Regions from separate parts of the Homo sapiens genome. Here region 1 is linked to region 2. The links are chromatin contacts, found by Hi-C or POLR2A ChIA-PET in ENCODE. All regions are on one chromosome and are shown on one strand. The core of a region is the stretch at or near the end of the contact, and the rest is flanking DNA. Distances in the headings are between cores, read along the strand shown. Region 1 has its middle 46 kb from the start of TXN2. Region 2 holds the start of APOL2 (apolipoprotein L2).

Evidence for each region. A loop is a pair of places that touch in the nucleus more often than their neighbours do. ChIA-PET counts read pairs that join two places held with the same protein, here RNA polymerase II (POLR2A). Pooled maps may share reads with other maps.
Region 1: a loop to region 2 is called in a pooled map, with 2.3 times the contacts of the local background. The contact joins the enhancer-like site here to the promoter of APOL2 in region 2. A Hi-C loop is called at or near these places in 3 of 50 pooled maps. POLR2A ChIA-PET finds 5 or more read pairs at or near these places in 4 of 52 experiments (AG04450, CD4-positive, alpha-beta T cell, CD8-positive, alpha-beta T cell and 1 more).

What each region holds. Positions count from the first base shown.
Region 1 is chr22:36,434,353-36,437,583 of GRCh38, reverse strand. No RefSeq gene overlaps it. Among named protein-coding and RNA genes, the nearest start is that of TXN2, 46 kb to the left of the region's middle. RefSeq lists enhancers at 1,153-1,788, 1,810-1,939. Within about 2 kb of position 1,788, at least 16 of the 41 ENCODE cell types and tissues checked have a DNase peak (open chromatin) inside an H3K27ac peak, as active enhancers do; they include CD4-positive, alpha-beta T cell and CD8-positive, alpha-beta T cell, where a contact is called at or near this core.
Region 2 is chr22:36,238,163-36,241,506 of GRCh38, reverse strand. It overlaps APOL2 (apolipoprotein L2), which reads left to right and starts at 1,980. Exons shown (of 5, transcript NM_030882.4): 1 at 1,980-2,066. RefSeq lists enhancers at 1,692-1,741, 1,752-2,001, 2,539-3,053.

The DNA.
Region 1 (3,231 bases), core at 539-3,038, 200 kb before region 2:
GTTCGAGACAGCCTGGCCAACATAGTGGAACCCCATCTCTACTAAAAATACAAACATTAGCTGGGCGTGGAGGCACGTGCCTGTAATCCCAGCTACTCAGGAGGATGGGCCAGGAGAATCGCTTGAACTCGGGAGGTGGAGGTTGCAGTGAGCCAAGATCAAGCCACTGTACTCCAGCCTGGGTGACAGAGCAAGACTCCGTCTTGGGAAAAAAATAAATAAATAAAAAGATCAGGCAGGGCACAGTGGCTCACGCCTGTAATCCCAGCACTTTGGGAAGCTGAGGCGGGTGGATCACTTGAGGTCAGGAGTACGAGAACAGCCTGGCCAACATGCTGAAACCTCGTCTCTACTAAAAAAATAAATAAATAAATACAAAAATTAGCTGGGCGTGGTGGCGCATGCCTGTAGTACCAGCTACTCATGAAGCTGAGGCAGGAGAATCACTTGAACTCGGGAGATGGAGGTTGCAGTGAGCCGAGATTGCGCCACTGTACTCCAGCCTGGGCAACAGAGCGAGACTCTGTCTCAAAAAAAAAAAAAAAAAAAAAAGATCAGACCTATTCTCCTGAGCTGGACACTGAGAGGCAGACGGGTAAATCATTTTATTGTTTGCTGAGGTCCCCCAACCAGGAAGTGGTAGTGCTGGAATTTTAACCCAGATATATTTGACGCCAAGGCTCAAACTCTTTCCACTGGGATTATTAACCCTTATCAGTACATCTGTGCCATGTTTTCAGGTAAGAAAACTGAGTAGTGTGATAAGCCGTCTGCCTGTGACACTTTATTTTTTGTTTGTTTGAGACGGAGTTTCGCTCTTGTTGCCCAGGCTGGAGTGCAATGACATGATCTTGGTTCACCGCAACCTCTGCCTCCCAGGTTCAAGCAATTCTCCTGCCTCAGCCTCCCAAGTAGCTGGGATTACAGGCATGTGCCACCACGCCCTGCTAATTTTGTATCTGTAGAGATGGGGTTTCTCCTTGTTGGTCAGGCTGGTCTCAAACTCCCAACCTCAGGTGATCTGCCCACCTCGGCCTCCCAGAGTGCTGGGATTACAGGCGTGAGCCACCATGCCCGGCCTCCACTTTAGTTTTACAAGGGCCCAAAGCAGGAACAAACCTCCAGTCCTGTGGCCTACAGGATGACAGCCTAAGCCCTCCTATCCCCCACTTGACCTTCAATGCCCATAGGGAACCTGCCCCAGCCCATTTCTCATCTGCTGTTCTGGTCATCTTCCCAAAAGACCAACCCTTTCCTTGCCTCCATATTTCTACACTTTGACACTTTGGGTCAAGTGGAAAAAGTCTGGTGGAAGAACTAGTTCTAAATATCAGCTTAGTCACTTACTTGCTGTGTGACTATGGGCAAGCCACTTGACCTCTCTGAGTCTCACTTTGCTCAGCTGGAAAATGAGAAAAGATATGCCTAAGTCTTAGCACTTGTCTGATGATTAATATGCATAAGCTGAAGGAATGAAGGGGGGGTATTTATTGTGCCCCTGCCGCGTGCCAGACCCGGTGAGAGACACTGGCGACGCTGTGGTGAACCCGGCAGTCACAGTGGCTGCTTTTCTGGGGACTGTTCTTGAAGTGGAGGGTGTGATCTATTGCAGCAGGAGGTTGAGTAACTGAGCCTTTGTAACTGTGAGCAGGATTCCTCCTGAGCTGAAGATGAGTGCCTTAAGCCAGGTGTGAGGGTGGGGAAATACCCTAATTTGACAGACGAGGAAAGGAAACTTCCCGCACTCCGCTTTAAGTGGTGGGGCCAGGATTCAAACCCAGGGGCTGCTTTGATGGGCCACCCTGGTTTCCTCTTGCATCCGCACTGCTGAGCAGAGAGCCCGGCACCTAGCGGGATATCAAAGACACAGAGGCCGCCAGCAGTGAAAGCTGTGTTGAAAAGAAGCTAGAGGAAGCTGGTGAAAACCAGAGGTTAGGAGGTGGGGACAGGGAAGGCCGTGAAGGGAGGGGCCTTTTATTGACCAGCCAGCCCTCGGCCAGGTCCCTGCCTCAGACGTGCATGTTGGCAGGAAGAACCTGGCTGGGCATCTCTGTGACTGTGGTTGAATGAAGGAGCACCTGAGCCTTCCTTTTTTTCTTTTTTCTTTTTTTTTCTGAGATGGAATTGTGCTCTTGTTGCCCAGGCTGGAGTGCAATGGCGCGATCCCGGCTCACTGCAACCTCCCCCTCCCACGTTCAAGCAGTTCTCCTGCCTCAGCCTCCTGAGTAGCTGGGATTACAGGCATGTGCCACCACGCCCGGCTAATTTTGTATTTTTAGTAGAAACAGGGTTTCTCCATGTTGGTCAGCCTGGTGTTGAACTCCCAACCTTAGGTGATCCGCCTGCCTCGGCCTCCTAAAGTGCTGGGATTACAGGCGTGAGCCACTACGCCTGGCGCACCTGAGTCTTTCTAGTCCAGGCTGAGCTCTGGGCCGTTCAGCGCTTCTCAAACCCACAGCAGTGCCTCATTGCAAGAGGAGCTGGTGGGATACAGGAGAAAGTGGGGAGGGAAAAGGCGGGTCAAGGAACTGAACTAGAGGCTCACTCGACAGTTCTCCAGGTCTTTGTTGTTTACTGAAGGAACCTTATGAACGTGGCCTTCGCACTCCCTGCTCTGTCTGTGTTTGTTTTAATATAACCGATTCCCTCCCCTCTTGCCAACAAAGGGTTGGAGTAAAACTGACTGCATAGAGCCTGCCTAACTGTGCACTGTCCCTCGCTGTGGACTCTGCACCCCTAGCGCAGGAGGGTCCCAGGGCTCCAGGGGCGAGGCCCCACAGGCACCCCCTTCCCTCCACACAGCCGGTCTTTCCCTCCTCCATTCTCAGACCTCACCCTCCCCACATGTCATAAAGGTCCTGTGCCCTGACCTCACTGAGTCACCTGTTTCTCTGTATCTCTATGTTTCTGTGGCTGCTTCTACCCCTAGACAGTGGCCTCCAACACTTAATTATGGTGGGCAGGGCCACGGTCTGCCTCCCTCGGTGTCCTCAGCACAGCAGGCCTAGCCTGGGTAGGTGGACCCTGGGAAAAGAAATGAGTGAATGAGGCCGGGCGCGGTGGCTCACGCCCGTAATCCCAGCACTTTGGGAGGTCGAGGAGGGCAGATCGCTTGAGGCCAGGAGTTTGAAACCAGCCTGGCCAACATGGTGAAATCCCGTCTCTGCTAAAAATACAAAAACTAGCCAGGCGTGGTGGCTCACGTTTGTAACGCCAGCTGCTCGGGAGGCT
Region 2 (3,344 bases), core at 731-3,230:
AACTCCTCCAGACATTGGCTTAGGCAAAGAATTCAGGACCAAGAACCCAAAAATAAATGCAACGAAAACAAAAATAAAGAGATGGGACCTAATTAAAGTAAAAAGCTTCTGCACAGCAAAATAAATAATCAGCAGAGAAAACAGACAACCCTCAAAGTGGGAGAAAATATTTGCAAACTGTGCATTTGACAAAGGACTAATATCCAGTTTCTACAAGGAACTCAAACAAATCAGCAAGAAAAAAAAAATAATCCCATCAAAAAGTGGGCAAAGGACATGAATAGACAATTCTCAAAAGAAGATATACAAAATGAAATGGCCAAAAAAATATGAAAATGTGCTCAACGTCACTAATTATCAGAGAAATGCAAATTAAAACTGCAATAAGTTGCCACCTTACTCCTGCAAGAATGGCCATAATTTAAAAATCAAAGAAGAATAGAAGGGTGCAGTGGCTCACACCTGTAATCCCAGCACTTTGGGAGGCCAAAGCAGGTGGATCACTTGAGGTCAGGAGTTCAAGACCAGCCTAGCTAAAATGGTGTGAATATGGTGACAAGGGAAAACTTTTACACTGGTGGTGGGAATGTAAACTAGTACAACCACTATGGAAAACAGTATGGCAACTCCTTAAAAAACTAAAAGTAGAATACCATTTGATCCAGTAATCCCACTACCGGGTATCTACCCAGAGGAGAAAAGTTATTATATAAAAAAGATACTCGCACATGCATGTTTATAGCTGCATAATTTGCAACCGAAAAAATATGGAACCAACCTAAATGCTCATCAGCCAACAAGTGGATGAAGAAAATGTGTGTGTATATACACACACACACACACACACACACACCCCTATATATGTATATGCCATGGAATATTACTCAGCTGTAAAAAGGAAGGGAATAATGGCATCCGTAACAATCTGGATGAAGTTGGACACCATTATTCTGAGTGAAGTAACTCAGGAATGGAAAACCAAATATTGTATGTTCTCATTTATTAGTAGGAGCTAAGCTATGAAGACACAAAGTCACAAGAAGGATACAATGGGCTGGGCGCCGTGGCTCACACCTGTAATCCCAGCACTTTGGGAGGCCAAGGCAGGTGGATCACTTGAGGTCAGGAGTTCAAGACCAGCCTGGCCAAGATGGTGAAACCCCATCTCTACTAAAATTACAAAAAATTAGCTGGGTGTAGTGGCAGGCACCTGTAATCCCAGCTACTCGGAAGCTGAGATGGGAGGATGGCTTGATTGTGCCACTTGAAGTAGCTATGATTGTGCCACTGCTCTCCAGCCTGGGCTACAGAGCAAGACTCTATATCAAAAACATAACAGAAAACATAACCTCAGAAGCATTACAATAAATATGCAATAAGCATCCACCCAGCATGTGTGGGGGACTGTGCTGATGCTGATGGCATGTGTGGGAGTAAGGCAGGCATCTGAGGAATGTGGGGGAACGGAAGGACGGGGAGTAATCTGGAGAGCCCCACGGTCAGTCAGTGGCAGGTCTTTCTTGAGCTCAGAAAGGTTAGGTAACTAGTTCAGATCAGACAGTAAAACAGGGGCAGAGCCTGGAATTGCACTGAGGCTTGAGTCTGACTTCTCTCCCCCACCTGCTGTGCCCTTAAACTGCAGAGATCGGGGCGGGGGTTGGGGGGCAAGCGGCTCAGATGGGTTCAAAAAACTCCCCAGGCTCAACTCTGGTTCTGACTGCCTGAGACATGGGCAGCTGACACAGCAGACCTTGAATCCTGAGGATGTGAGGCAGGTGGGTTGGATGAGAGGGACCCGGATGTCTGGTCTGCGGCTGCTCCTCTAAGTGCAGCAGCAAGGAGGCTGGGCCTGGACTGCAGGTGGTGCTGGGGAGCAGCGTGTTTACTGTGCTTGGTCATGAGCTGCTGGGAAGTTGTGACTTTCACTTTCCCTTTCGAATTCCAGGGTATATCTGGGAGGCCGGAGGACGTGTCTGGTTATTACACAGATGCACAGCTGGACGTGGGATCCACACAGCTCAGAACAGTTGGATCTTGCTCAGTCTCTGTCAGAGGAAGATCCCTTGGTAAGTTGGGGATAGTGTGATCTACCCCCATGTCCTTATTCTTGCAATAGCTCTATAAGGGAAGGATCATTCAGCTTTTGTAGATAAGCTCAGAGAGGTTAGGTAGCTGGTTCAGATCAGACAGGAAAGCAGTGGCAGAGCCGGGATTTGCACCCAGGCTTGAGTCTGATTGCTCCCTCCCTCCTGCTGGGCGGGTAAACTGTAGAGAGAGGTGGGGAAAACAGCTTAGATGGGTTCACAAAGCTCCCCGGGCTCAGCTCTGGTTCTGACACCCTCAGACACGGCCAGCTGACCCCAGAAGAAAGGTAGGTGTTGGGGGTGCCCATCTCTTTGGGAAATTTGAAGGAATCAAAGAAGGTGGAGGAGGGGAGGTGACCTGGAGCCCGGCATGTCCTTGTGGCCGGGCCACACCCAGGCTGGCCCCAGGGTGCTGCTGCTGAAGCCCAATGGGAACAACAGATTTCTTTTGAGACACAAGGAACTCAGAGGTTGTCTCACTCACCCTGAGTCTGAGCACCTACTTGTGCCAGGCCCTGTGGGGAAACTGAGGCCCTGGGAGGGGAATGACTTGCCAGGGTCCCGTGTCAGGAGGCTGAGCAGGCAGATCATAGGACTTCACGTCTCTGGCCCTCACCTCTGTCCCTCTGTTCAGACCTCTGAGCTGATAGAGAAGAAACAGGCTGTGCTGTGTCCCTAATGGGAAACATGGCTGAGACAGGGGAGTGAGAAGGTCGCATTGCAGAATGGTACCTGTGGCATGATGCCAGCTTTGCAATCATGAGATTCAAAAGCCACACTGTGGAATTGTGAGTATAACTACAGGAGTGAGAGCTTAGGTCTCTGTGTTTGTAGAAGCAGAATCAAACCTGGACACTGTTGGATTATTAAAATCACCCATTTTTGCTTCAATATCAGAGTCACAAGGGCAGATGTTGGCCTCCCCTCTGCCCTCCAAGAGCTGTGTGACTCTGGGCAAGTCACCTCCCCTCCCAGCCTAAGATTTTTCCCCTCTAAAAAACTTGATAGAGCTGCCAAAAGTCCATGAAATCAGGGGGGTAATTTCTGTGAAATATGAGTCATGGTCTTATTTGTTCTTCACCAAAAAGAGATGCCCATCAAGATAGAAAGAAAAATTAAATTCAATTTCTCAACTGAAAGTGAAACTGAAGCTGGGCCATGTCATCCAGAGGCTGGTTGCTTTTAGTTCAAGTAATGCCTCCTGCACCTGGGATTTCAGCCAGGCTGTGCCAGGGAGGGCGGAGGGCATCCAGGTCAGTC